Regions from separate parts of the Mus musculus genome. Here region 2 is linked to region 1. Evidence: chromatin loops called from intact Hi-C (ENCODE). Cell type or tissue: gastrocnemius. All regions are shown on one strand. Each heading gives the region's core, and the rest is flanking DNA. Links, peaks and the distances in the headings are about the cores only.

The links. Hi-C counts contacts between places; a loop is a spot of excess contacts. Peaks named below come from ENCODE experiments on the same cell type or tissue, not always from the same donor. Only the 100,000 strongest peaks of a DNase experiment are listed, where the experiment ranks them.
Region 2: it touches region 1 in a loop (9-fold over the local background); 27 of 42 quality-filtered maps call a loop at or near these places.

What each region holds. Positions count from the first base shown.
Region 1 is chr5:18,039,142-18,055,172 of GRCm38, forward strand. No RefSeq gene overlaps it. Among named protein-coding and RNA genes, the nearest start is that of Gnat3, 85 kb to the left of the region's middle. In gastrocnemius, for the core only: a CTCF peak has its summit at 4,090 (motif pointing left); a DNase peak (open chromatin) is centred at 4,070.
Region 2 is chr5:17,810,658-17,826,688 of GRCm38, forward strand. Cd36 (CD36 molecule) reads right to left here. Exons shown (of 15, transcript NM_007643.4): 4 at 9,783-9,943; 5 at 4,016-4,163; 6 at 3,456-3,635; 7 at 2,356-2,447; 8 at 524-570. Among named protein-coding and RNA genes, the nearest start is that of Cd36, 17 kb to the right of the region's middle. In gastrocnemius, for the core only: a CTCF peak has its summit at 5,709 (motif pointing right); no DNase peak of the experiment used is centred there; H3K27ac peaks cover 1,031 bases.

The DNA of each region.
Region 1 (16,031 bases), core at 916-8,915:
TTTTTCTTTACTTAGAATGTTTTAAATAGAATGATTTCCCTGTTTGTTGCAAAGTCTGAGGAGCCTGGTGTTCATTTTCTCTCTTTCTCATCTTCCAAGTTAGTCTTCTATTACTATGATAAACACCATAATCCAGAGCAAAGTTTGGATGGGAGGGTTTACTTTACCTTATACGTTCTTGTCATCATTCACCATTGTGGAAAATCAAGGCAAAGAGGTGGAGATGAAAACTGAAGCAGAGGCAATAGAGGCTGCTTACTGACTTGCTCCCCAGGACTTGACCAGCCTGCTTTCTTACAGAAATCACCTCTTGCTGGGCAATATTGGCGCACCCCTTTAATCCCAGTACTTGGGAGGCAGAAGCAAGTGGATTTTGAGTTCGAGGCCAGCCTGGTCTATGGAGTGAGCTCCAGGACAGCCACGGCTACACAGAGAAACCCTGTCTCCAAAAAACAAAACAAAACAAAACAAAACAAACAAAACAACAAAAAAGAAAATCCCTCTCAAGGGATAGCAGTGTCCTAAGTGGCTGGACCCTCCCATATCAAGCAATTGTCAAGGAAATGTCCCCACAGAGTTGCCCACAGGTCAATTTGATGGAGACATTTTCTCAATTAAAATTTTCTCCTCCCAGATATATCTTGGTTGTATCACGTTGACGAAAATCAACCAACACAGTCATCAAACCGTCACACCTACTTGCATGTCAATATAGGCATTTGTGGTGATGTAAGCCAATCATTTCTTTCTCAAGAATCTGTCTCTCTGCATTTGCAGAAAGACTCTGGTTCTACTTTTTTCTGAAGTTTTCCTTTGTCATACACTATTCCAGATGATTCAAGCAAAAGATTGTTTCTAATTAATATCACAAGTGCTTTTTTTATGTAAGAGAGACAATGTGGCTAATTGTAAAACATCTGGAGCAAACAAAAATACAGAGACAAGAAGTGAAAGATGCATGCAGATGGGGAGGGTTGACTGAGGGCAGGAGCCTAGGTCACTTGTGATGCACAATTCACTAAAGTATGACTTATTTTCAGTTTGATCAAAAAATGTTTAGTGTGTCAGTCAGATTTCTCCAGATAGAATGACTCTCTCTTTTTCTCTCTCCATATATATGGAGAGAGAGAAAGAGAAAAAGAGAGAGAGAAAGAGAGAGAGGAGAGATTGACATAGACATCTGGGAAGAGAAAATCTCAAATATATATATATATGTGTGTGTGTGTGTGTGTGTGTGTGTGTGTGTGTGTGTGTTTATAGAATGACTTTTAGTTGATCCAATCATGGCTGCCTATGAATGGAAAATTTATGAATCCAGTACTTGTTAAGTTCATGAGGCTCTATATCTAAGGTTGTCCTCAGTATTTGGAATCCTCAAGAAGTAGTCTCTAATTCCAGTAAAGGAATGGACTTGCTTATAAGGGTAAGAGCAAGCAGGAAAAGGGAGAGGGTTTTCTTCTTCCAAGTCCTTGATACAGGATGCCAGCAGAAGGTGTGATTCAGATTAGAGGTGGATCTGCCAACCTCGGAAGACCTAAATTGAAGATTTTCCTCCCCACCTCAAAGATCTATATTATAAGTGAGTTTTCCCTGCAAAGCTTCTGCAAGGCAAAAGACACCGTCAATAAGACAAAAAGACCACCAACAGATTGGGAAAGGATCTTTACCTATCCTAAATCAGATGGGGGGGGACTAATATCCAATATATATATAAAGAACTCAAGAGGGTGGACTCCAGAAAATCAAATAACCCCATTAAGAAATGGGGCTCAGAGCTAAACAAAGAATTCTCACCTGAGGAATACCAAATGACTGAGAAACACCTGAAAAAATGTTCAACATCCTTAATCATCAGAGAAATGCAAATCAAAACAACCCTGAGATTCCAATTCACACCAGTCAGAATGGCTAAGATCAAAAATTCAGGTGACAGCAGATGCTGGTGAGGATGTGGAGAAAGAAGAACACTCCTCCATTGTTGGTGAGATTGCTAGCTTGTACAACCACTCTGGAAATCAGTCTGGCGGTTTCTCAGAAAATTGGAGATAGTACTACTAGAGGATCCCACAATACCTCTCCTGGGCATATATCCAGTAGATGTCCCAACCGGTAAAAAGGACACATGCTCCACTATGTTCATAGCAGCCTTATTTATAATAACCAGAAGCTGGAAAGAACCCAGATGTCCCTCAACAGAGGAATGGATACAAAAAATGTGGTACATTTACACAATGGAGTACTACTCAGCTATTAAAAAGAATGAATTTATGAAATTCCTAGGCAAATGGATGGACCTGGAGGGCATCATCTTGAGTGAGGTAACACAATCACAAAAGAACTCAAATGATATGTACTCACTGATAAATGGATATTAGCCCAGAAACTTAGTATACCCGAGATATAAGATACAATTTGCAAAACACATGAAACTGAAGAAGAACGAAGACCAAAGTGTGAACACTATGCCCCTTCTTAGAATTGGAAACAATCACCCATGGAAGGAGTTACAGAGACAAAGTTTGGAGCTGAGACAAAAGGATGGACCATCTAGAGACTGCCATATCCAGGGATCCATTCCATAATTAGCCTCCAAACGATGACACCATTGCATACACTAGCAAGATTTTGCTGAAAGGACCCTGATATAGCTGTCTCTTGTGAGACTATGCCGGGGCCTAGCAAACACAGAAGTGGATGCTCACAGTCAGCTATTGGATGGATCACAGGGCCCCCAATGGAGGATCTAGAGAAAGTATCCGAGGAGCTAAAGAGATCTGCAACCCTGTAGGTGCAACAACATTATGAACTAACCAGTACCCCGGAGCTCTTGACTCTAGCTGCATATGTATCAAAAGATGGCCTAGTCGGCCATCACTGGAAAGAGAGGCCCATTGAACACACAAATTTTATATGCCCCAGTACAGGGGAACGCCAGGGCCAAAAAATGGGAATGGGTGGGTAGGGAAGTGGTTGTGGGGGGGGGGGAAGAGTATGGGGGACTTTTGGGATAGCATTGGAAATGTAATTGAGAAAAATACGTAATAAAAAAATATTTTAAAAAAAGTGAGTTTTCCTATGTCAAATGATTTAATAAAGAAACAATTCCTCAAAGATGTTCCCAGTCATTCGGGTCTTAGTTAATTCCAGGTGTAATCAAGTTGACAACAAAGAATCTAAGAATCAGTACAGAATTTTTAATTGAAACAAAACAAGATGGAATTCAAATGGGGAGAAGAGGGAAGGTAGAGAGGCAAGAGAAACAGTTTGTAAGCCTGAGAAGAGTAGACAGTTGTGATTCATAAACATTGATAAAGGTCATGGGATTCGTGAACTTGTTGGAAACCATCTGAGAATAGCCAATCAGAATCTTTTCATAACAACAAGGAAAACATTTTACCCAGAATGAACAACAAAGAGAGTTCATGAGTGAATATACAGTAGATATCTGAGATTAGCAAACCCTATTAAAAATTAAAATCATTAAAGAAATTGGGCTGTAGCGACATAAGAACTGTAAACAGCATGATTTATACCATCCCTTGTCTATTGAATTGTGTGTGTTTGAGGGGACAGTGTGTATGGTGAGATTCTCTCTTGATAGCTGGTAGGACCTAGGGATCAAACTTAGGCCCTTTATGTTTGTCAGCATGCAAACATCTCTACTCACTAAGCAACAGCCTCCCAGAACATTTCTCTTTTTCCACATAAAACATTTTTCTTTCCTTCTCCCCCTCTTCTCTATCTTCTCCCACAGACCTCCTCCTCCATCTCTTCTCCCTCTTCCTCCTCCTCCTCCTCCTCCTCCATCAAGCACATAAGGCTAATTCCCTAACACTGAGGTATGGCCTCAGTACTCCCTTTTTACTTTTTATAGTTTTAATTTTTGAAATTATAATATAATTACATTATTCCCATTTCCTCTTCCTCCTTCTAAACCCTCCATATTGACACACTTGCTTCATTAAAGTCCATGGCCCCTTATTTCTTTAATCATTGTTACTCACATATTGCTAGCTCCTATTTTTCAGCGACTTAGTGGGAAAGTTCCTTTCATGAATGGAAGGCGCCCCCTGGTGGTCAGGTTCTCTGGGCCTGTCTATAGCACTTGAAATTGAAATGAGTCTGTATCTCAAGAAGGTATCCATATCTGTTACTCATGAGAGTCCAGCATTTGGAAAGAACATACTTGTAGATAATGGATATTGTCATGCTGCCAATATGTATAGTAAACACCTAGTAGGAGCTGAGAACTACAGTTAGAAAAACAAGATGCTGTGAAATACAATGTAAATCACATGTACAGTGGCTTCCAGTACTATTCCTTTCTCCTTTGCTCCTTCATAATACACTGCATATATACATATATATATTTACACAATTAGTAGGTAAGCTAAGTCTTCCCTCTTCCCCCTGCTACACTAAGAACTCCTGACTTAAAGAGCAGCTTTAACTGTATAAACTTGCTTAGATAGAGAATCAAAGCTATGTGTATTCTTATAAGTGTCAAAAGTTTATTTTTTTGTATCATTGTGAAATACTGGTTTATTGCAATGCATTATCATTTCTCTTATCTGTGCAAATACTATTGAGTTAATATCTTTCCTTCTGCCTGTTGATATTTGCACAGTTTCTAAATTCTGCATGCACAGATTCTCTCTTTCTTTCCTTTTTTTTTCTTTATTCCTTTTTTTACAGTACAGACTTGATCCCCCTTCCCCACCTCTCCCCACATAATACCTCACAACCCCCAACCCTGATTTCCACCCCCCTACCCACACCTCATCATTCCTCCCCACTCCCTGGGGCCTCAAGTCTCTCAAAGATTAGGTGCATCTTCTCTCACTGAGGCCAGATCTGGCAGGAAGTCCTCTGCTGTATGTAGGTTGGAGGCCTCATATCAGCTGGAGTATGCTGTCTCTTTGGTGGCTCAGTGTCTGAGAGATCTCGGAGGTCCAGGTCAGTTGAAACCACTGGTGTTCCCACCAGGCTGCCCTCCTCCTCAGCTTTTTCTAGCTTTTCCTCAATTCAACCATAATGGTCCCTTGCTTCAGTCCATTAGGTGGGTGCTAGTATCTGCATCTGACTCTTTCAGCTGCTTGTTGGGCCTCTTAGAGGACAGTCATGCTAGGCTCCTGTCTGTAAGCATACCACAGCATCAGTAATGGTCTCAGGGCTCCTGGCTTCCCCTTGAGCTGGTTCCCAATTTGAGCCTGTCACTGGAGCTCCTTTCTCTCATGCTCTTCTCCATTTTTGTTCTTGTAGTTCCTTCAGACAAGAACAATTCTGGATCAGAGCTTTTGACTGTGGGATGGCAACCCCATCCCTCCACTGGAGGTGGACTCTACAAGTTCCCCCTCCCCACATGCACACATTTTTAAATTCTCTGAATTGCAGAGTAATAACAGAGAGCAAGACAGTAGTTGCCTTGGGACAGGACGTAGGGGTAGGGAACAGAGTACAAAAGCCACAAGTAAATCTCTGAGTTGTATGTGATCCTAAAGTGATGGTCTCAAAGGTTGATATAAAAATGGCAAAAATAAATCAAACAATGCACTTTAGATAGGGACAATTTTCACATTACACTTCAATTATATCTTAATTAAATAGTTAACATGTCCAAAGCTCTATTAGAAAGTACAAACACTATTAAACGGACTTCACCGAGTGGTTAGAGCTCCCTGTGCAGAATCTTATATTTGAAAATATGCATCTCATCTGAAAGATTGGGACAGGACACTGATCAGAGAAGTCAGCCTGGGTACGAAGCCAAGACAAAGAAGATACAGAGGAGGAAAAGGAAGGGGAGGGGGAGGAGGAAGGGGGAGAGGAAAAGGAGGAGGAGGAGAAGGAGGAGAGGGAGAAAGAGGACAATGATGAGGACTGCACAGAGTCAGGAATAGCAGGAGGTGGAGTTCTTTCAGGATGTCATTCTCTGTCAGTTTGGGCAGTGTACTGTCTACCTGTGAGCCTCGCCTCCTACACAATCACCAATGTGGGATTTAGAGATTTTCTCCTGAAGGAGATGTATGCACAAAAAGTTTAAAAGTTATTTATGGTCTGTTCAGGAATGTTGCTCTCCATCATTCTCGAGAATCTTAACTCTGAAGAAAACAATCTACATGGTACACTCGAATAGTTGAGTACTGAGTCAGGACAGTGAGGTGGTGTGGTATTTTGGTTCTGACAGAGTTTTTTAAGGCAAAATTTGAATGGTAGTTTCAATAGCTGTGTGACACAATCAATTAAAGTCTCTCTTTTTTCAACAGTAATGTAATAGGCATTAATTTAAGGAAGGGAGGCAAGTGAGTTACTGAGGACTTACCTTCTATACCCAATGCTCCTGGCCCTACATCTAGATCCAAAATAAAATAAATTATGAAAAATGGAGCATTTAATGTCATATCAGCAATGTGAACCCAAATGATAAGAAAGTAAACCTAAAATGTTTCCTATAAACACTATACTACATACAGACATCACACACGTACACACACACTCCTACCCCAATAGCTCTTTAAAATAGAACAGGTATTGTAGTGATGTCATCATTTTTCTCTTTCTCACATAAATAATGATGAATATTACTTTCTTATCAATCTTCAGGTTTTTAGATACTAGAAAACCTTTAATGCCTATTCCCAAGAATTGACTAAGAAAAATTCTTATGATTCTCAATTTTAAGGATTGTGGGTTTTTTTTTATATTAAAACATCTTAAGATCTTCAGATGAACATAATTAGTTCAGTTTCTCAGGAGTTCCTTGTAACTCTCAAATAGACACAACTCATTGAACTAGGGAAGATATAATAAGGAATAAAATTTGTGAGTTTTGCCAAATATTCCATACTTCTTTCTTCTCAATTTGTGTGCAATGTGGCTTATCTTTTCCATTCTCTCTGTCTCTCTGTCTCTGTCTCCTCTCTGTCGTCTCTCTCTCTCTCTTCCTTCCTGTCAGTTTCTTTCTCCCCCCACCCCCGCCAGTATTTACAAGTACACTTTATGTTTGCATGTGGCAGCATGCATTGCTAATAACTACAGGAAATCAAAGACATGCACATGTGTACTACTTTAGCAAGCATTCAGTTCATGTCATGGTTTCCCCAGTTCTACTGAAGACAGAAATTGAGGACACAACAATGCAAAGCTTACGATTTCATATTCTATTTTCAACCTTTATTTGTTCCTTTCTGAGTTTCTAGACAGAAACATGTCACAAATCTAGCCTATCAATAAACGCTGTACCCATTCAAACTGTTACTTACATTATATCTTCTTTCCATGTCTGAAAAAAATTAAGGAAACACAAGGGAAAAACTAGTCTAATGATTAAGCAGAGTTAAAGATATGTGGTCATAAACTCTTAATTTACTGTTATCTTCGGTAATTTATCTATATGTCTTGCCTCTTGTTTTATCATCCATAAAAACAAAGGAATGTTACATATAGTTTAGGATTAAAAAATAATTAAATTCTTTGCAGAAAGCCCATACAATTGTTCTTGAAATAAAAGACATGCTGAATAATTGTCAAAGAAATAATTATAATTTAAGGAGTTGCTTAATATTTCCTGGAGCCAAAATAAAATTTCCCCAGCCGATTTCTCTCTCCCTTGAACATAAGTCTTTGAGAAAGATGGGTAGTTGTTCAACCTTTCATTTCTCCGCTTGTGGTCATCATTTGTTTGTTCTATAGTTAATTTCTTAACCACTGTGATAAAACACACTGTAGAAACAGGTAAAGGGGGGGGGAGGGTATGGGGGACTGTTGGGATAGCATTGGAAATTTAATTGAGGAAAATATGTAATAAAAAAATATTAAAAAGAAAGAAAGAAAGAAAGAGAGAGAGAGAGAGAGAGAGAGAAAGAAAGAAAGAAAGAAAGAAAGAAAGAAAGAAAGAAAGAAAGAAAGAAAGAAAGAAAGAAAGAAAGAAAGAAGTAGAGGGAAGAAGTGTTTATCCTGACTCTTGGTTCAGGGGATCTAATCCAGTATAGCAGGAAGGTATAAGGTGAGAGTATCCTATCCAGTCCTGCAGGAGGGAGAGTCAAGCTTGTCATTTTTCTCTGACTAGGAAGCAGAGAGGTCAAGTAGGAAGCAGAACCAGGCTATATGTAAACCGTACGATCTTGATGTCTCTGGCTCCCAGGAATCTACTTCTTGCAACCAAGTGCAACCTCCTAAAAGTTCTCCATTTCCCATGATAGTGCCAACAGTTTTTCTATGCTGTACATCAATTCAGTGTTGTCCATCATAAAAATTATAAAAAAATGTTGGATAGTTATGAATTGGTGGAAGGATCAAGGGCTCCCAAAGAGGACAGGGACTCCCCAGGAAGATCAACAGAGAAAAGTAACAAGTTTCTTTTGGGGGCTTCAAGTGACTAAACTACCAACCAAAGAGAGAGCACAGGATGGACTTAGGATCTCTGCACACATGTAGAAGATGTGCAGCTTTGTCTTCATGTGGATCACCCGATGGCTGGAAATGGGGCTATCCCTGAATCTGTTGGCTGTTTGCCTGTGGATCCCATTCCCTTGACTGGACCACGAACTCTGGCCTCTGGTGGGAGGAAGTGAAACTCATCCTGTGGTGACTTGATGAGCTGGGGCTGGGGTAGGGGGTGAAGGGAATGGGAGGGTAGGGCGTGGGGTATGTGGGGAGATGATACATGGGGGCTTCAGAGGAGAAGGGATGGAAGAATAGGGGCAGGATCTTCATGGGGAGTGCTGGAAGGATGCTGCCATGTGGAGTGAATAAATGAAATTCTAAAATAGTGTGGATAATTATATTACAGTTTGTATGTATTTATATTATATAAATTAATATTAATAAATTAATATTCTTATCATACTTCCATATTCCTTGGTATTTCCTAGACATTAGAACAGGTTCCCCTGTTCTAGAATATCATTGGGCAAATACATGTGAATAAGCGTGTAATTATGTCCAAAATGTTTTAGTAAAAAAATTTCTAGCAATGTTTTAGAAAATAAACCTAACAGCTAACAAATTGCAATCCTGAAAAATGTTTGGAAACCTCTACCAGCATAAAATTTACTTACAAAAACAAGGAGAAGCTTTATCAGGTTAATGTTAGAGATAGAGCTTGGGTGTACTTTGAAGACGTTTTGCTCTGCATGATATATAGACAGTGGAATTGTGCTAAATAATATCATGTGTTTCTTCTTCAAAACCAAGGAAAGTAAGTCATTAAAAGGTACTAATGTTTTAACAGGAAGTAAAGAGCGGACAACACCCCTCAGGAGTTTTCTTCTGCCTTAAACAATCCTTGTGATATTTAAGTACATTGCCTTGTGTGTCAACATAAAGTGGTGTTTAAAGTAAAATATTCAGAATAAATTTGGTATTAAAACCAGATACTGAAAATTTTTTCAGATATATAGATACTGATTTTATCATCAGCATGTATTTCATCGCTCTTCTTTATATTGTAGCCCTAATATTTTACCTAAAATACCTCTCTCAATTTCAACCACATGCTATAGCTGTAGGGTTTTGAAAATCCACCAATCCCGGGGTTTGACCCCAGATTAGGTCACAAAATTCCACCAATCCCACGCCACTGTGGAAAGCCACCCCTCCACACACATACACACAAGAAATGTATATAAAATCAGTCTCCTCTCAAGTTCTTTTCTGCTTCTCATCTGAGTAGAGGCAACCACCCTCTTGAGTTTTTACCAATTAATCTGTGTGAGGTTTGTTGTCCAGATTGAATTTGTGATATTCCTTGGCTCTCAACTTCTAGGGTACCTTTCCTTTCAGAGCTACAATACTTATACTGGGAAAACCTTTTCCCCCAGAGCTGTAACACTTACAATAGTAGGAGGGATTCTCCAAAGACACAGAACAAGATGTGTATCTATATACAGAGATTTATTTTAGGGAAATGGTGGGGGCTGGCAATTCTGAAATCCACAGAGCAGACTAGTAGGCTGAAAATTCTGAGAACTGATATAGTCAGAAGCCCAAAGACTGAAAACTAATTTAGATTGTATATGTTATAATCTGGAAGTAAGTTTTTTCCCTATTTGGTGCGCTCCATCTCTTCTCTTATGACCTCCAGCTGGTCATATAGGACCTATATATGTCATAAAGGACAATCTGCTTTACTGGCGACTCTACTCATATAATATAATGCACACTTAGAATAATATCTCATAGAAATGTACAAACATATATATATGACTAGACAACTTGGCATTATGACCCCACCATATTAACAGTTAAAATCAATCAGCAAGGAATAGACTCTAAGGACTATGGGCATTGTTCGATGGCAGAATATTCTAGAATGGACTAAACTTGGCTACAAAATCAGCTTGTGACTTTACACTATCCATAAATATGACCACATCCTTCTATCTATAGAAATTGATGCAGGGCTATATATAGAAGGCAACTCACTGTCAAGCGTAGGAATTTTGTTTAAGATATTAAAGAAAGCTTACTTGTCAAATAGCTTAGAAACATTGAAGCTTAGCTTAAAGCTAAATCTGTCAGTGGCTTTGCCAGATGAAAATTCACCCAAAACTAAGAATATAACTGAAACGAGAAGAAATTCTGGCTAGGTGACTTTTAGGAACAAAAGAAATTATGTGTAGAATATTGGAAAAGCTTTCACATGTTTATTTAGAATACTATGCCATAAGTAAATATCCACATGCAAAAAAATTAAGGTGCACCTTGGTTTCAGCCCATACACAAAAAGAAGATCAGGAGCCCAAGTTCAAGAGCTATAGAACCACTAAAGGAACACACAGATGTAAATGTTATGGCTTTGGGTAAGGCAATGGTTCTTAGATATGATCCCAAAGCAAATAAAAACCAACTAAAAATGGATAAACCTAACCATATAAATTTCTCTGTTCTTGTTTTTACTTTGCATATTTTAATATGTACTAACAAGAAAGCAAAAGAAAATTTACAATGTGGATGAAAAGATTTACAAGTCGCTGATCTAATAAAAGACACCTAGAATTGATTAGTAACAGTTAAAATTCATTAATAAAAAAGATAACCTCAGTAAAAATAAGAAAAGGATTTGGATAGATATTTCTAAAAATACCCAATAAGCAAATAAAAAACTATTGAACATTATACCTTATTACTCCAACAAAAAGCGGAATCACTATCAAATTATGTTATTAGAATGGCTCTAGTCAATATCACAAACAGCAATGAGTGTCAATGAAGAAGTGGAGTCAATGGAACCTCATTCACTTCTGGCATAAATACACAGTCTGGTAAAGTCTTTACTGAAGAACTTTTTGACTGTTTTTTATCAATAAATGTAGAGTCACCATGTGACCTAATAATTCCAGTCAGACATGTGTCTCCTAGAAGAAAAATGTCTTTTAAAATCCAAAATCCTGTGTAAAACTACACACAGCAGTAATATTTAAGGTGATAAAAAAGGAGAAGTAATATAATACAATTGTTTATTGACAGATGAATGGACAAATAATATTGTAAATTCAGTGGAAATTTGATATTAATAGTGTGGTTGTTTCAATATGCTTGGCCCAGGGAGTGGCACTATTAGGAGGTGTGGCCTTATTGGAGTAGGTGTGACCTTGTTACAGGAAGTGGGTCACTTTGGGGGTAGGCTTTGAAACCCATACCAGTTTTCTTCTGTCTGAATTCAAATCAAGATGTAGAACTCTTAGCTCCTACAGTACCATGTCTGCCGGGGTGCTGTCATGCTTCCTGCCATGATGACAGTGGACTGAACATCTGAAATTATAAGCCTAGCCTCAAATAAATGTCACCCTTTATATGCATTGCCTTGTCATGGTGTCTATTCACAGCAGTGGAAACCCTAATTAAGACAATTAGGAAGTTATTGGTACATGAAAAACATGGATAATCCTTAAAAATTTAGACTAAGCAAAGGCACCAGTCATAAAGAGCATATGTTATATAATTGCACATACATAAATTATGCAGAATGGAAAAAAAATCTCTTCTAGAGTCTCAAATAATAACTACTCTGAAATATAGTGGGGTACTGATACTACTGGACTACTACTAAGTAAAGGATTTCTTTCAGAAGAAAATAAGATGAAAACAGACTATGATGATGGTCACATAAGCATGAATAAACTAAAAAGGATTGAATTCTATACTTTGTGTGAACAATAAAATTATGAAAGTAGAATTAAAATATTAAATAGCTATATAAAATTTGACAAAATTGTTTTTCTTCAAACAATTTCAAAAATTGTTTTTCTTAAAACAATTTCATTTTGAAAAACTGTAAATTCTATTAATAGCTCTATTTTCATCTCTAAACCCTTAACTCTGTAACTTCCAAATATTTATGTATAATATATTTCATTTCTCATCTCTCACACTCTGAGGTTCTGAAACTAGGGAGAGAATTCTACCAACAGCATCTTTTCCTAGACCATGGATTAGAGAAATTTCATAAAACACTAGAATTGTTTTATAATTAACATGGCAACCAGACACATTGCATTTTTTCTTTAAAATTTCATTATGACACAAAGCTTGTAATCTTGCATTTCCTTTATCTGAAAAATCTCTACTTTCCTAGTTCACAAATGGAAAATACGATAATTTGAATGTTTATAATTACCTATACACAACCAAGGTGTCCACACATCTTCTAACAATGAAGTGATATATCTATTTGTGGAGGAAAAGATGGCAAACTTACTTCTGAATGTAGGTGACAGTTATTGCCTCTAATGAGAAAATAATGTCAGTTATTTTTATTTAATGTCATAAATGACCTTCATTCACTGAACTTTCTACACCTCCCAGAAAATGAAGGCATGTGACAGGAGTAGAACTATTTTGCTTAAGGATTAAATGATCAGTCAAACACACAGAGAAAGGCTCAGTAAATTTCTCTTGTTTGTTATACCTAACTGTAGACTTTGCTAAAGCTAATTTTGCTTTGATAATGGTTGCAGGCATTTTCTGCTATTGTTTATTTGTAAACAGCATGTATTGTTTTTCAGAGAAAAACTCTGTACTGTTTTCTACCACTTGTTCTTGTCAAACTAGTAAAAGAGACAAGGACTCATAGATACTGTCTACAACAATCTGATCAGAAATGAGGCTGATATCTCTCTCCATTTTCTGGAATACACATTCAGATATAACAATATCTGAATGCAGGGAAATTGTAAAGATAGGCCTAACGAAGAGAGAATAGCAAAATAATGCTTTGTGAGGTGAGATAAGAAATATATCATTTGAAGTATTTGGCACTAAAGAAGAATAGGAAAACACTCCTTGTCATCAAATGTGCACTTTCAATTTTCACTCCCTTCTATGTAGCTAATAGGAATTCTTAAAGTATCTTTATGTATTACCACATAAATCTTAGAATTAACATATCTAAATATTTTCTTTTTCTTATTTTAAAATATTTTCTAAGCATGTTTAATGACTTGTTTACAATGTAAAGCATGAATGGTAAGGAAAGCTTTATGGTCTTTGGGAGTCATTATGTGCCTTATCTCATTCCTCCTCCCAAATTTCCAGGCTTTGGGGAAGATAAATATTACTCTATGTAATTTATAAATAAAGAGATTGAGGTAAAGGAAGCTTGAGTGACTGGCCTACAACTTATGCTTTATAATTGAAGTGATCAAAAATAATATCACCGTTTAACCCTAAACTTGAAATGTTGTCTGTAAACTTATTATTTTATCACCCTTTAAAATTGGAGAATGTAATGATTAATCTTAATCAACTAGTCTTAATCAACTTAACTAGTCAATTTAATCTGGTCGTGAGTATAATTAGAATCACCATGGAAAAACACTTCTGGGTGTGCCTATTGGGGTGTTTCCAAAAAGGTTTAGCTGGGATGGCAAACACACCCTCAATATCGGCAGCACCATCCCATGGGTTCAACAGTGTATGAAAGAAGAATCTGAGCTGACCACCAGTTCACATTCATCTCACCATACTTCCTGACTGTGGATGCCATGAGTCCTGTCACCAGACACTACTGTGGCCATGTGTTCCCCAGTGTGATGAACTACTTTCCTTCAAACATTATCCCTTCTTCACTGAAAATATTTCTTGTTAAACTTTTGGTCACAACAGGATTATGAGTAACTGAGATTTAAGAGGTATGTGTGTGTGTGGCATGAGTAATGTTCTTTCTTTACACTGATGGACTCATGAAAATTCTGGAGCCTGGGTGGCTTTTGAACACACAGCATTGCTTAGCTTAAGCTGAAGCTATTTGCTCGTAGGTTCCTTTTCTTATTACTTCTGCATGTGCTTGCCTATAGGATTCAATACATGCATAGTGAATTTACTTCTGGTTAGAGTCAAAAGCAAGAGTTTTCTAAGAAATGCTCAAATTCAAGTGGTGAAGTCACCATGAATGAAAGAACTTTTCTAAGTAAAATATTTTTCTTCTACATAAAGTACAAAATTTGTTGAGTTTAAAAATGTAGCCAAACTCTATCTTCTAAAGGAGCCACACAAGGAAAAAGTGGTAGAGTATCTCAGACATTACTCAAACAAGCCTGTCTTGTGCAATCAGCGTATTTTACCTCCTATGTCTATTTCTATGGTAGTATAATAGCCCTGGGCATGTGGATTAATAAACCATTGAGACCATCTCTACATATCCCTGTGTTCTCTTTATTTGCATGCATGGCTGTGGTAAATTCCATCATTTGGGGAAGTGGAAAAATTGACAATGTCTGACTTACCATGTCAGATTTAAAAAGTAACACTGGAATCAGAACAACTGCTCAATAAATATGAAGTGTATAGTTATAACTGTTATGAGATTTATAATCATTGTGTTTATTTTTCAAACACAAATATAGTAAGCAATTATATGTTTGTAAGAATAAACACAGATATAATAAGCATATTATTATATTTCATAACTTTGTGAAATACAGCAATGATAGAATTATAGAGTGAAAGATTATTTTTCACTCTATAATTCTAAGTATGGGGGTTGACATTTCTTTGTGGCTACTTTCCAATTAATTACAATTAGTAATTATCTAGTTTGTTTTGGAATATATGAGGTGAATTTTTACAAGGTGGACTGAAGACCTGTGCCAGAACACACTAATTACAAGCTGCTTCAGTAACTAGCTCAGGCTGCCAAAACAAGATACCACGGGGGTGGCTTGAACAATACAAATGTTTTCTATTTCATTTCTTGAAGCTAGAAATCAAGGTCCTGCAATTGAAATTGTCAATGGGACTCTCGATATTTGCAGTTTATGAGTCTACACAAGCAAGCAAGCAAGCAAGCAAGCAAGCAAACAAACAAGAAAAGAAGAGAGAGAGAGAGAGAGAGAGAGAGAGAAGAAAGGAAGGATATTTTTCTCTCTGTGTCTCTCTTGCTGTCTTTTTCTCTGTCTCTCTGTCTCTCTCTGTCTCTTTGTCTGTCTGTCTCTGTCTCTTTCTCTCTGTCTCTCTCTGTCTCTCTGTCTCTCTCTCTGTCTCTCTCTCTGTCTCTCTCTCTGTCTCTCTCTGTCTCTCTGTCTCTCTCTCTCTCCTTTCTTTCTCCCTCTCCCCCTCCCTTCCCCCCTTTCAGGTTTTACTATGTATCGTCAACTGGCTGGAACTACTTTTGTAGACCAGACTGTTCTCAAACTCAGAGATCCACCTTTGTCTGCTTCCTAAATTCAGGGATTAAAATCATGTGCCCCAATACCAATAAATCTGTCACGGTATCATGGCTTTTCCCTTCCCATTATGACTTTCTTTAATTTTCACAACTTCTAGAAAACTGTCCAGATACAAACACACTCAACATTATGGTTTCAATATATCTATTTCTGAATGTATTGCAATTCAGTCTATAGCAGCTGTGAAGTCTAATTAGAATTATCATGTCTGTTTGAAAGACTGGTCTTAAGCGTTCAGAGTACTCCATATGCAGTCTTTAAGGAAAGGTGCCGCCACATGTTTCTTCCTTAATACAAACAGTCACATCCTTATACGGCCATGAGAAAACATCTACTTACATAGGGGAAGGTGTTCATCTACTC
Region 2 (16,031 bases), core at 2,632-10,631, 230 kb before region 1:
GCATTCCAAGTCTAATGTAGAGAAACACATCTTTGCATATATTCTTCCTGATAGTAGAAATCTAACATTGTTTTATGTGTTTTTTTTTCTCCCTTCATGCTGACCATTTTGCCCTTCTGTTCTCCAACCTTGCTGCCTCACTGGGGGTGGGGAGACATTTTTCTTTGTGAAATTGTATTTCTTCACATCTACATTGCCAGTCTACTATTGAGGAATGATTGACTAGTAACTATACCTTTACATTTCTTTTTACCTACTTGTTGAATGACAAATCCTTAAGTGAGATACTTTACAAAGAACTTTTCTTGTAATGAAACAAGGCTTATTTTCCATGGTTAATCTAAAAAATCCTATCGCATTAAGGAGATGTTCCATTCCCACCCTACCCAAAACTAGACTCTGAATTATGATGAACGGTAAGCATAGCCCCTCCACCTGGATTTCTTTGGCTAGGAGAGCAGTAGACTTGTTGGGGGAAAGGTAAAGTTGTTCTCATTGTGGTTATTATAAAAAAGATTCTTACCTGTGCCATTAATCATGTCGCAATAGCTTGGCCAATAGGACAAATTCCTTAGGAATAAAAGAAAGAAGATGAATAAATACTCTTATTTCAAAAACACCATATTCACATTACTCTTTCAACTTTGAAACACTACTTTCATCAACATAATAAAGAATAGAGGTGCTGACAGCAAAGACTTAATAAACATTCCACCTCACTTAATCCATGATCGTTTGATCCCCTAACCTTATTGTTATGAAGGAAGTACTGGGTAACTTAAGAGGACAGACATGAACTTAAACAGCTAAATGGCAAGCTCATAGAAACTACTCAGATAGACATGGTTCTGGAAGAGAATAAGAGAACTGTAGATCTCCAAGCAGGAATTGGTTTCCTTGGGAGAAATGAATTATGTGGTAAATTGTTCAGTGTTCATCCTGATAGAAGAAAGGTACTAAAAACATTCCTGAAATGAATGCCATATAGAAGTGGGAAGAAAAAAAGGAAAAGAAGGAGCGAGCACAGTATCAAGCATTTGGAATCAGAGAATTCGAAATATGTAAATATGTAATGTTGACTTTATCCTCATTGTACTTTTAACAAGTTTTGTATTTTTCCCATTTTAGCATTATCAGAGATCCATATTAGAATGAGACAGGACTTATTTATCTTTTGTTATCTAAATTATGTGTATTTATATATGGGAGAGATTTAAAATATTAGCATTAAATCTCTATTAATCTTTTTTAGTCATTTGAATGAGAAAAAAAATTTAACGGTGTCTACCCCTAAAAAAGTCTACTAGGATATCAAAATACACTGTGGATTAATTTATTTAAAGGAAGCGGTGCTAGTTATACTCAGCCAAAACACATGCAGTTAAATCAACTGCATGACCCAACAACCTCAATTATTCGTTTACTCCTGCTACTTATTAGGTTTCTTTATATTTTAGTGATACCAAAAATTAGGCCTCTTTCGATGAATTATCAGGAACTGAGGCACAGAAAAATATAGGTTCATAAACCTATTGTGTTCTTTCACCTTTTCAAATGTGATATATTGTATATTGTGTTAATCTACCTTGAAATACTAATTTCATTTTCTATCAATAGAAAAAAGTTGGCATGGCAGTAAATTTGTTAAAGTGCATGAAATCACTTTAAACACTTATCTGTTTTGATTCATTTGGAAAATGTTGTAATGTATATTTTTTCATACATTCATTTTAAAAAAGCACAATATATTTGCCTACCTCATAGATTATATTGGTGTTTTAATTTGTTATCACTTAATTGTATGGATGTGCTATAATGTTAGATGTGCTGCAGGGGAAATATTAACTGCATTTTTCTGACAAAGAGAACCTATGAATAAAGGCAAAGATTTTATGTGTTCATACTGCTGACTGTCAATCAGGCTAGTTAGGAACAAGATGGTGGCATGAAGAGCTTCATGTCTGGCAAAAAAGGAAAAAAAAAAAAGATGCCAAGATTGCTCTTTAGCCATGTCTTTTTTATAGGTCAGCACTTGTGCATTAAAAGTAATAGTAAAGTAATACAAATAGCATATTAAAATACCCTAGTCTGTCTGTCTGTCTGTGTCTGTCTGTCTGTCTTTCACTCTTACGTAGTGTGTTTCTCTCTAATTTTTCTGCTTCTGTTTCTCTGTGTCTCTCTACTTCTCTCTCTCTCTCTCTCTCTCTCTCTCTCTCTCTCTCTCTCACACACACACACATACACACACACACACATACACACACACACACACACACATACACACACACACATACACACACACACACACACACACACACACACACATACACACACACACACACACACATTACTTACCTTTTCCCTTTATAGGACTCAATTATGGCAACTTTGCTTATGTTATCCTTTCCATTGAAAACTTTATAAACTCCATCTACAGTGTCATTGTACTGAAAAAAATATGAATAAAAGAATTACTCATGGATCAAGTTTTATTTACCATGTCATAACATATATGTAACTTACACATTTTTCAGAAAGGGGTCATTCAGAACCATTTTTTATCATTTGTGATATATAATACAATATGAGTTTTACATTTTGAGCTTTAAGTATTTTAATGTTAGAATATAAAAATTGCCTACAAATAAGTGTTATATGCTCACACAAAATATAAGAGAATAAGTAACCATGGCTATAGGTACCTTCCCAGCATTGCATGAATTAACCAGCTGCAATGGTTTGGTTAAATAAAATTGACTCTAACTCCTTCCAGCTTTTCTGTTAATATTTAACTAATATACCACTGGATAATCTGATGCATTAGCAACGAGGAATTGGAAAATGTAAGCAGTATTGCGACCCAGTGTCAGACTATATAGTGAGACTTGGTTAAACTGTCTCACTCTCATCCCATTAGGAATCCAAACCTTAAAAGCTGAAACGCCCTACAGCAAGGAGTCTACATCCTCTTTATCCCCAAACTGCCATTCTGTGAAGCTGTCTGGCAGTCCTCGCTAAGTGCAGCTTGCTCAATACCTCAAGGGAACATTCACAGTAACCTTTTAATTGAAATTTTACTAAAATTATAGCTCTAGAAAATGAGAAAAGCTATGATCAACATGTTTGATTTTGAATACAAAGACATACTAACCTTGATTCTTTAGAAAAAAATAAAATTAAATCCAATTTATAAATATTTACATATTTACAAATGAATTTTCAATTTTCTATAAGAATAAAATTTGATTAATTTTTAAATTAAAATTAATTTAGTCAAATATATTAAGTAATTTTTCACTATAAAAATTGACAGCATGTAAAATTTAGACTTTAAAAATAATGAATTATATGTTCTCAGATTAACTAGTAAGGAAATATGCAAAACAATAAATGTTTCTATTAACACTTGATTTATATACTTAAAAATATAGCAATCATTTATATTTGGTACTTACAGGATAAAACACACCAACTGTGGTACTTATAGGATATGGAACCAAACTGAGGAATGGATCTTTGTAACCCCACAAGAGTTCTTTCAAAGATCTTGTTTGGAACATAGAAGACTTGGACTTTTTTATAAGAGAGTTGAGCACAACTTGAACAAATGAATTTTGGTAGATATGTGGTGCAGCCTACAATAAAAAAATAATCAGTATCTGAGAAGTAAGTCCATTATATTTCTTAAATAAATTGATTAAATATAACAATCAAGTTCAATTAAAATCAAAATAAACATTCAAAATCTGACAAATCCTGCCTAGTCTAAAATTATAATTTCTGCCATTTTTCTAATCCCTTATAGGATTACTTTTTTAAAGAGCTGGTTTTAAATGAGACTAATCAATCAATTAAGTCAATTGATTAGGCTGATTGGGTCATCTATCCAGATAACAAAATAGCATGAAACATGGTTTTTATGAAGTTGTAAAACAACTAAGGCCAAATGATTAAGGTTCATATGCGATTGTGAGAGGCTCTGAAATGGTCCAAGCAACTGCTACTATGCACTCACTGCTACAGCCAGATTCAGAACTGTGAAGTTGTCATCCTCTGTTCCAACAGACAGTGAAGGCTCAAAGATGGCTCCATTGGGCTGTACAAAAGACACAGTGTGGTCCTCGGGGTCCTGAGTTATATTTTCCTTGGCTAGATAACGAACTCTGAAATAAACAGAAGTCAACAAAATGAGGGGGGGTCAAAATCCTGAGTAACAAATATCTCAATTCCTTCAACAAATACTATTTTGAACTCAGAACAAATCACAATTTACACTAACAGAATTTCATGGTAAATGATTAGCTAGTGAGACATCTCTGGCAAAGGTTGTTAAACCTGGAATAGGAAAGTAGAATAGAATGAGCTGAGTTAGAATAGACATGGGGCTTTGGACTGGGTAAAGTGGAGTGGGTTGAAAACTCATTTTGGTAGCAATTCCATGTGGTGGTCTAAGTAAATGTAAATATACATAAGAAGGACTAAAAGTAGCAAGTTTAAAATACTGAAGATCATGATAATGTGGTTTGAGAACTGTAAGTGCTTGAGTGTTGTTTAATTAAAGAGAGAAAAAGTTGGTGAGAATAAAAGGCACAAAGTGAGATTTCAGACATACAAGGGCAGCATAACCAAACAGCCATCTTTATCCTGAGGTATAGAGGGTCAGAGAGTAGGAATATATTTTTCATATTAGAAAGATCTCTCCAAGTGTGTAGTCTATCCAGCCTACATGTGGTTAAGTACATTCATGAAACCACCATTAAGCAACCAAAAGGCATTTCCAATTTAAAGGGATCCAGACCGAACTCTGTTCCTTCATTTTACACATAGAGTTCTTAGTTCCTTTTTTTTTTCCGTTTTTTTCCGAGACAGGGTTTCTCTGTGTAGCCCTGGCTGTCCTGGAACTCACTCTGCATACCAGGCTGGCCTCAAACTCAGAAACCCGCCTGCCTCTGCCTCCCAAGTGCTGCGATCAAAGGCGTGCGCCACCACAGCCCGGCTGAGTTCTTAAGTTCTTAATCTCTTGCCTTTAACACTTGTAATAGTTTTCATCACTGTGTTAAATGATGATTGCATTGTAGAAAAAGATTTTGTCGGTACAAAGCAGACATTAAAATGAAATAGGGTAGATCTCACTCAGCACATTAATCTATTGCTGGATATCAATTATAAGAGCTGAGTTACAACTACACTATTGAAAAACCATGAGCCTACAAGTTTGATAGGCAACTTTGCATTCTTATCAGATACAGATTATGGGTCCCCATAAACATAATGAGTTTGGGGTAAGTTCGGTATTTTCTTACTTTTTGGTATGTTTTAAGTCAGGCTTAAACTAAGCAGTTCAAATAAGTACAAAGGTGGGCCAGGACACCTGGCTCTCAGTGCTTCATGAAATAACCATATTATTTAAAAACATGCTCATGGTCTAAAGGACAGGAACAGTATTTTAATAGATGCTGTGCAAAGCTTTATCATTTATACTCTGTTGAGTAAGATGCTCAAGCAACCTAACAAATCTGAAACAACCCAAGGCACCAAATTTCTAGTAATGCCTGCACACAAAATATCTATTTTAAAATTAAAATACCTACTAATACTGATTCAAGTAAGGCTACAGAAATTTCAGAGATTTCAATGCAGGTATGACTAAGTGAAACTAAAGCTAAATCAGATTCATTTTTTTCCCTAAATGGCACTTACAACATCAAACCAGTAGATGGCGCTCAGGAAGAGAAAAAATCAGTAAAACATGTCTTAGGAAAGCTCTTATGAAAGAGGAAAATCACTCAGATTTTAAAATTAAAAAAGAAAAATGGATGTCTTCGGATGTATTGGTTAACAAGATCAAGGGCAACACCTTTTTTCACATGGTTACATGATGCCTTTATTACCATTCTTGGCAAAGAACATAAAATTTAAAATGTAAGATATCTAGAAGGAACTCCATAAACTCATAAATTGAGATATAATTTTGATATTAAACCATGCGATTTTATGCTTCGATCATGTCTTATGATGTCAATTACCGCTTCATCAATATCGTCTTCACAGTCATTAGCCAAATCAAACAGCGGCTCTGTTGTATGGGGCATATTTTTCTATAGCCTCAATTTAAAATGGATTCAGAGTGTCGTCACTGGCATGTCATGCTCGCCCCTAACACATAGAAGAACCTCAACATAGTATACATTTTTTTTTAGGATTTCTTAAATCTGATCTTCATTTGAGGCACCTAGGCAAGCTAAAGGAACTCCAGTTTGATGATCCCATGAGACAAGAAGCATACTTCGTCAAGGACAGTTAGAAATTGCCATGTGAAGGAGAACTTGCTGTCTGTGAATTGTACCTATAATTCCTGCTTCTTCCCAGCTTTCTTTGTTGCCTTCACAAGCGAAACAGATATATTTAATTTATCCCCATTCAGTTCCATACAGAAATAGGCTATAAGGTGTAGGAATAAATCCTATAGTGTGTGTGTATACATATATACATATACATATATAACATATATACGGTGTGTATATTATATATGTATGTGCTTTAATGGAGAATATAACTAGGCTAAATTGGTATGTTTACAGTCAATGTAGCTTCACAAATACTTTAAAAGCAAAAATCATTATCTCTAAGCAAACAAAAATCAAACATTAAAACATAAACCAGAGAATCACTATCCTTAAATGAGAGAGATATTCATGAAAGATCCTTAAATAATAAGTTAAATTCTTAAATAATAAAATATAAATTCTAATAACTCTCCTCTTCTCCTTATCATTGGTTGTTTTTTTCATGTTATACCTCTTAGGTATATATTTTAAATTTTATTTCTTAGGACTTATAATGGACTACAGATTTCATAGGTATAAACTATACCAATACATTTCTTCATATTTCTTATATCATGATATTCACATTATATTTTGCTAGTAAGTAATTATAATATCATGAAAAACATTTTCTTTTGCAGTAACAAAAACAGTCTTCTTTGGCAAAATTGTACATTGTTACAGGTATTTCAGGAAATAGAAGACTATTAAAACATGCAGTTCATAAATCATATGGTGGTAGAGAAGGCATAACCCTTATAACAACAATTGATATCTCTTCATAATTTGGAGAACTGAATTTTAATTCAGAAATATGCTTTGGAGAGAATAAAAAATGTACAATCCTACAATGTTCAAACCATAGTGAAACTGTGGATTATGAGATGAAGAAGGAATATAATAAGCTACTACATAAGCTCATCGTGTGGCAGAAGTGGTTGGGTTCTACCTTGAGATGAAGTCACTACACACATAAAGGATGACTGATTGTTTCCCTACATGTATTTATTCAAGATTCCACCTATAACTTTATTAAATAAAAGTGTATCAGAGCAAAATATTATGTTTTAAATTGCTATTTAAGCTAGGCAGTGGTGGTGCACACATTTAATCCCAGCACTTGGGAGGCAGAGGCAGAGGCAGAGGCAGAGGCATAGGCAGAGAGGCAGAGGCATAGGCAGAGAGGCAGAGGCATAGGCAGAGAGGCAGAGAGGCAGAGAGGCAGAGAGGCAGAGAGGCAGAGAGGCAGAGAGGCAGAGAGGCAGAGAGGCAGAGAGGCAGAGAGGCAGAGAGGCAGAGAGGCAGAGAGGCAGAGAGGCAGAGAGGCAGAGAGGCAGAGAGGCAGAGAGGCAGAGAGGCAGAGAGGCAGAGAGGCAGAGAGGCAGAGAGGCAGAGAGGCAGAGAGGCAGAGAGGCAGAGAGGCAGAGAGGCAGAGAGGCAGAGAGGCAGAGAGGCAGAGGCAGAGGCAGGCAGATTTCTTCTTCTTCTTCTTTTTTTTTTAACAAATTGTGTTTTGTTTATTTGTTTGTTTGTTTGTTACAAAATATTTTTATTAGGTATTTTCCTCATTTACATTTCCAATGCTATCCCAAAAGTCCCCCATACCCTCCCCCCCACTCCCCACCCACCCACTCCCACTTCTTGGCCCTGGCGTTCCCCTGTACTGAGGCATACAAAGTTTGCATGACCAATGGGCCTCTCTTTCCACTGATGGCCTACTAGGCCACCTTTTGATACATATGCAGCTAGAGACACGAGCTCTGGGGGATACTGGTTAGTTCATATTGTTGTTCCACCTATAGGGTTGCAGATCCCTTTAGCTCCTTGGTTACTTTCTCTAGCTCCTCCATTGGGGGCCCTGTGATCCATCCAATAGCTGACTGTGAGCATCCACTTCTGTGTTTGTTAGGCCCCGGCATAGTCTCACAAGAGACAGCTATATCTGGGTCCTTTCAGCAAAATCTTGCTAGTGTATGCAATGGAGTCAGCGTTTGGAAGCTTATTATGGGATGGATCCCTGGATATGGCAGTCTCTAGATGGTCCATCCTTTCGTCTCAGCTCCAAACTTTGTCTCTGTAACTCCTTCCATGGGTGTTTTGTTCCCAATTCTAAGAAGGGGCAAGTATTACCGGAGGATCCCACAATACCTTTCCTGAGCATATATTCAGAAGATGTTCCAACCGGTAAGAAGGACACATGCTCCACTATGTTCATAGCAGCCTTATTTATAGTAGCCAGAAGCTGGAAAGAACCCAGATGCCCCTCAACAGAGGAATGGATACAGAAAATGTGGTATATTTACACAATGGAGTACTACTCAGCTATTAAAAAGAATGAATTTATGAAATTCCTAGGCAAATGGATGGACCTGGAGGGCATCATCCTGAGTGAGGTAACCCAATCACAAAAGAACTCACACCGTATGTACTCACTGATAAGTGGATATTAGCCCAGAAACTTAGAATATCAAAGATATAAGATACAATTTGCTAAACACATGAAACTCAAGAAGCAGTAAGACCAAAGGCAGGCAGATTTCTGAGTTCAAGGCCAGCCTGGTCTACAGAGTGAGTTCCAGCACAGTCAGGGCTATACAGAGATACTCTGTCTTGAAAAAAACCAATAAATAAATAAATAAATTGCTACTGAAGTCTCAACACATAGCTGACCTCAACACTTAGTAGGAACTACAACTATGCAAAATCATTTTAGCTCTGTGGTTTCAAAACTGAGTATGTATCTGAATCACACAAAGAAGTTTAAAATGCAGAAAGTTTAAAACCAGTACTTGCTGTACTGGTTGATGGGTGTTGCTATACTTTCTGGCCTAGAAGCCATACCAGGATGATCACAGAAGTAAGATACCGGTTTCATTCTAAGATATCATCATGTATTCATAAAATTCTCAGCATGCCAACTGCACAGTTTGGGACATGACAGAAGTGTCATATAAAACCATAAGTTTTTGAGGAGGGGAGTTATTTTTGTTTGTTTGTTTTAATATTTTTATTAGGTATTTTCCTCATTTACATTTCCAATGCTATCCCAAAAGTCCCCCATACCCTCCCCCCTACTCCCCTACCCACCCACTCCCACTTTTTGGCCCTGGCATTCCCCTGTACTGGGGCATATAAAGTTTGCAAGTCCAATGGGCCTCTCTTTCCAGTGATGGTCGACTAGGCCATCCTTTGATACGAGGAGGGGAGTTATTTAATAGCTTTAAAATGATAATAAAGTCTACATTTCTTTTTCATATGATATATGATAACACTTGGGTAGCACATATAGATAGAATCTAAATCTATAGACTAAGATTCTTTACTTGTAGGGAAAACATTTTGATGTGAATTTTGTTGGCAAGGAAATAAGTATACTTCTATACAATGCGATTCCTAAGGAAGAAGAGTTCTCAGAAACAAAGTGGGAACACTTCACCTTCTCAAGAGCTCACTCACCTGTATGTGTAAGGACCTCTTTGTTTAACCTTGATTTTGCTGCTGTTCTTTGCCACGTCATCTGGGTTTTGCACATCAAAGATCCAAAACTGTCTGTACACAGTGGTGCCTGTTTTAACCCAGTTTTTGAAAGCAGTGGTTCCTTCTTCAAGGACAACTTCCTATGAAAAAGAAAAACAAGTTTGGTTTGTTTTTTGTAATGAACAAGAAAACTTTTTAGGATCTTGTTATGTTTAGTCAAAATAAAAGGACTGCCTGTGAGAACTTGTGAAACTTTGTCACACACTTGAAGCAGGAAGTCTATACACATAAGAACACTCTCTTGGTTAACATTTATGAAGAGAACCAGTGTGTAAATGGTGAAGCTATCCTTGTTGCTTTTAAAGCAACCTTTCAAGTGAACCTTTGGCAACACTCCCTTAGTCAACAAAACAGTAAGTTAAGCTAATTCTGAGTGTTATCAAACAAAAGATTTTGGTCAGGAATAATCTAACTCAGAATCTGTGTTGATGAGGCAAAAGAGAGAAGCTGAGAGACAACTTGAGTACTATTTGGAGCTTTCAACAATGACAACAACAACAACAATAACAACAAAATTTCTTTCTTCCAAAGTTGGGCAATTCAAGGGATTGTAACTAATCTTTATTAAATGAAGATCTTAAATCCTTGAGGCTTAATTACATAAATATGGGGATTTCTTCTTTGGAATCTTTTCCAATATGACCTCTGTGAATCATATGTTTGAGGATTGCTGGATTGTGTTTCTACAAATAGTACAGCTCCTTAATTAGTCATTGCATCACTAGTTCTCAAAGAGCAAAACGAGGAAGGGGTGGTGGTGGGTGTGTGTGTGTGTGTGTGTGTGTGTGTGTGTGTGGTGTGTTTATGTCTGTGTGTATGCATGATACACATTAGAAACCATGTGTATCAGTGGTGCTGAAAATATGAAGCAATTAAATATACAGCATCAGAACTGAAACACCTTTTATTAGAAACTGCCTCCTCTTTAGGAGCTTTGGGACCAAGTAGAAAGCCACTAAACCCCTTAGGGTCCCTTTCGTTGTCTGCAAGGTAAGAGAGTTACCATAGATGCTTGCCCAGCTTCTTTTCTAATGCCTTACTCTCAGAACAGGAAGTCTGTGTAGTCTTAGTAACTAGTGCAAACAAAGAGAATTTATTGCTTCCAATGAAGTAATTTGGGAAGAATGCCCATGTTTAAGAGTGTTCAAGAGGAAGAGGAAAAAACATCTTTCATAGAAAATTAGCCTAAGGGAGTCCATGAACATAGGAACAACCTAACCTACTTTCTTCTCCTAGAAATATCAATTCACTGAATGATAAGATCAGAAAAGGAGAGGGAGAAGTGACATACTTTTTGAGGTTTTGAGTTTCCTTGAAAGCACATGGATGGAATTAAGTGCAGCCTGGGCAAATAGTAGCAGAGTCTTAGGGAAATTTGTATTAGTGAGCCTTAAATCAGTCCTCTCTTGGTTCATGCTGTTACTGGTTTCCCTAACATACACATATCCTGATCAGCTGTTTAGGTGGTAGGTGTGAATTGAGTTTTCTGTCTTCAGGATATGAAATTACTTAATGCTGGGGATAATGGAAGCCATTAGAGAAAAGCAAGGCATCAGGTTAGAATGTGTTTGAAAGTGCTATAAATGCTACAGTACTGTAACCAATGTACACAGGAATAAGAGTTGATCATGTGATGCTCATATAGCTATTGCTTTTCTATGATAATATCCTTTAAAAAATAGGCAGCCAAAATTATTATTTCTACACCAGCCCAGTATTAGATCAAAGTTACAAAACTGATTATACCTAGCTTTCTTAAGATAAAGGTGTTTGTAAATATTAAAGGTGAAATCTGTATTAACTTATGTCACAAGACCGTGAATTTATATGCCATAAAAAATTTTAAGGCCCAACATAATAGTTAATGTTTATCTTTTGTTACATAAAACACAAAATTATTTTGTCCTTAATGAAAATAAGTCAGTATACTATTATGAGATCAGAAATGCAGGCAATGATGGTGCACGCCCTTAATCCCAGCACTCAGGAGGCAGAGGCAGGTGGATTTCTGAGTTTGAGGCCATCCTGGTCTACAGAGTGAGTTCCAGGAAAGCCAGGACTACACAGAGAAACTCTATCTCGACAGAGAGAGGGATAGAGAGAGAGAGAGAGAGAGAGAGAGAGAGAGAGAGAGAGAGAGAGAGAGAGAGAGAGAGAGATAGATCAGAAATGATTTCTGACCATACTTATCATTTGTTCATTGAACAGAGAAACTAGTAGAATGATAGGGTGGGGCAGCTATCACTCAAAGACTAAGGTGTGCACACTAACTTTGACAGTTGCTTGGGTGAGTACTCTTTTAATATAATGGCAAAACCAAGTGTGCATGTCTCCTTCATATAACAGTGAATGTTAGTGTAATAATTAAAGTTCCCTTATACTTTTTTGTATTGAGATAGGTGGCACACAAAATTATAAGAATTGCCCCATTCACCAAAGAACATGTGAAAACTGAGTCATGTTTAGCACATTCAGTATATTTTGAAACTAGATACTATTCTAGAAACTAAATATTGTAGATTTATGTGAGTCTGTGCAGATTATTTAACTTAGTTATATCTTAGTTTCCTTACAATGTAAAGTCAAGACATACATCCAATCTACCCAGGACCGGTTCTAAGTAGAACAGTATAGCTAATCTCTTTCAGCTTAGATGTGAGGCTCCATGGCACAGGAGGTAATTCTATCCTGGTAAAGTAAATCTAGTCAAATGCCCTAGTTATGGAGGTTGCAGACCCTAACAACTGCAGTTAGGCTGTATTATTAGGTCTTAACTCATTAAATTAGGGTATGATCAATTTAAATATGGATTAAAATGTGGACTTGTGTCCTTCCAGCTTTCTTCTTAATATTTTACTTCCATGCTCATAGACAAGCACTCCAGGGAAGGTGGCCTTGGCAGAGGATGGTGGTTATTATAGAGACTTATAACTGAGAAAGTGCTCAGAATAAGTGAATGTTTCTTGCTGGCTCAGTCTTGAATGAGGCATCTATAGGGAAAGAATGTAATGACATGGTATGGATGGTATGGCTGTTTTGCTCACAAACTCATCAGAGTTGTTAGTACCAGAATATAATGTGCAGAAGGTTAAATATAGCAGCATTTCATTAGGGATAGGGGGAGTTCTCATGTAAACAACACTAATTAAACTCATCCACCCTGTCACAAATAAAGAAAAAAAAATCAGGTGGAAATGGTGCTTGAAGAGAAAAGATATTGCTGAGAGAGGACAAAGAGGGTCATGAGAAATGAATATAATCAAAATATATTCTATGCATGTAGGAAAATATCACAGAGAAACTCATTGGTATGTACAATTAATATAAGCTAATAAAAGTTCTTACGTTTGTGGGTTATATCTGTAAAGTGAAAGAGAATTCATATAATTGGTTACAGTTGTGTTAAAAGAACAAATGGCTGTATTATTAGGTCTTAACTCATTAAATTAGGTTATGATCAATTTAAATATGGATTAAAATGTATTAAATTATATTGGAGCATTAAGATTTAAAGTTTCAGCCGGGCAGTGGTGGTGAACACCTTTAATCCCAGCACTTGGGAAGCAAAGGCAGGTGGATTTCTGAGTTCGAGACCAGCCTGGTCTACAGAGTGAGCTCTAAAACAGCCAGGGCTATACAGAGAAACCCTGTCTTGAAAAAACAAAAACAAAAACAAAAAACAAAAACAAACAAACAAAAAAGATTTAAAGTTTCAGAGATCCAAAAGTTATAATTTTAGGATTTATATAAGAACTTTACACGGGAGATTGCCATTCGGGGTGAGTCATGAACTACATGATAATAACCTGGGAAAGAAAAAGAAACATACATGTGCTGAATTCTGTTTCTAAAGCATTGATTGTGAGCCAAAATCATGTGCACTTGCATGTGGTGTCCTAAGGTCTATCCCACTTATCAGCCTTTGGGATCCCTAAACTCCACAGTCCTTTTTGAGGACAAATAACCCACTGAGTCAGGGCTCAGGTTAGGTTGTTGGCCAGAAATCCCTGAGAATTCATCCCTCTCTGATTCTTCATTACTGAGATGTCAACTATGAGCTACCATGGCAGCCCTTAACATAAGTTCTGGGGACAGAGCTCAGGTCTTCCCACTGTGTGACCAGTATATCACAACTGGGCCATCTCTATGTGCCCTAACCACTATTTTCATCAGCTAGGAAATATTTCATTTGATCGTCCCTTAATACCTGTTTTCCTCCTAAATTACACTCTTTTCCCCACACCTTCTTCATAAAACAAAAACAAAAACAAAACCAACCAACCAACCAACCAAACAAACAAACAAACAAAAAACCTTTTCCTTTCCTGTTTCCCTTTCCCTCTGACTATGCACAAATTCTTACACAACCCTGCTTTTTTTTTTTCTTTTGGACACTCAATCCCTAAAAGGCAGAATGCTTGTCTAGGTTTATCTATAATTTCTGAGCAATGATCAAATCTATCTGAACTCTGACCTTTGAGTACAGAGTGATACTTGCATCAGCCACTTGCCAAATATCTATGTTTACACGTCTTCAAATATGTATTCCCATCAACAAGCCAACGGGACACCTTATAATAAATCCATGTTTACACATTTCCTCCCTGATTTAATCCTTCTATCTAAAAGTTGAATGCATCCATACATAAATAGCTTTTCCTTGAACTTCCCCACTTCAGGGCTTTTGCCATGGAATGGACTTATAAGCAAAGAAATTTCTATTATACAAAAACTATTTTTAATTCTCCTTTACAAAGATTTGTGTGACAATACTTATTCTTCTGTAGCTTTTGTTTCTTCACTTCCTAACCCCATGCATTTAAGGGTCATACTATTCAAGGATATACCATTTAATCTCTAAGGAATAATTGATTTAATATCTTGAGATAATAAAATTGATGGAATAATCTCACATGTTTATTTATGACAATTAAATGAATTTTTACATGGGAAGGTCTTAATTATACCACCAGGCTATTGATGGTACTGCTCTCTAAATACATGTTTCCTTTTACTGAAAATAATATAGCAACTATGTTTATTACATCACCAATTTGTTATTCTTCTTATTGCTTAAAGCTTCTTAAATCCAAGTACACTTTGCTTTATACCCACCTTTTGTTTATTCTAATAACCTTGCTAAGTTATCTACCTTTTAATACCTTACAATATCCTTTGATCATGTTTTCCTCTCCCCCAACACCAACTCCTCACAGATCCAACCCTCCTATCTACCACCCAGCCCACCTGACTTCTGCTTGCTTTCTTGCTTTCTCTCTCTCTCTCTTTCTCTCTCTCTCTCTCTCTCTCTCTCTCTCTCTCTCTCTCTCTCTCTCTCTCTCTCTTTCTCTCTCTCAAATGAAAATCAAAACACAGAATCAAAGAAAAGCAAACCAGACGAACCAAAAAAACCTAAACCAAAGCAAAGCAAGCAAAAACTGCATGACAAAACATGGAATCCATTTTGTGTAGGCCAACTACTTCTTGGTCCTGCATAGGACCTTTCCTGGTGTGTAGTTTAAATCACTCAAATTGGTGCTGCATTGAAGAAAAGTGATTTTTTTTTTCCCAGCAGGTATCAACTATATAGATTCTTGGTTAGGGGGTGGGAATTTGTGTTCTCTTCCCTTTTCCTTGCTAGAGTTTTGTCTAGGTTGAACTTGTGCAGGTCTTCTGCATGCTGTCATCATCTCTGTGAGTTCATATGTTGCATATGTTGTGTCTGAAACCCTGCTTCCTTGGAGTCATCTCCTACCTGATTTATACAATCTTTCTTCCTCTGTGAGTTCATATGTGCATCTGTTGTGTTTGAAGCCCTGCTTCCTTGGAGTCATCTCCTACCTGACTTATACAGTCTTTCTTCCATGTAGCCCCTCCGTCTGCCCCTCACCACAGCATTTAGCTGCAGCCCACAGCTTCTCTCCTGACATTAATTAGTCTCATGGGCTTTTCAAATGATATGCTTCTTCAATATCAAACAAAATTTCAGTGTCTTCCTGAATATTCATGAATATTCTCATTTTCTTCCTATATGACATTTATTTTTCTATACTATACAAAATTTCGTTCTATATTCTCAAAGGTTTGTTCATTTTTCCATAAGATATACATTGTTTTAGATATTTCTTAAACTTTTTGATTTATTTTGCTCCCAATAATTCATGCTAC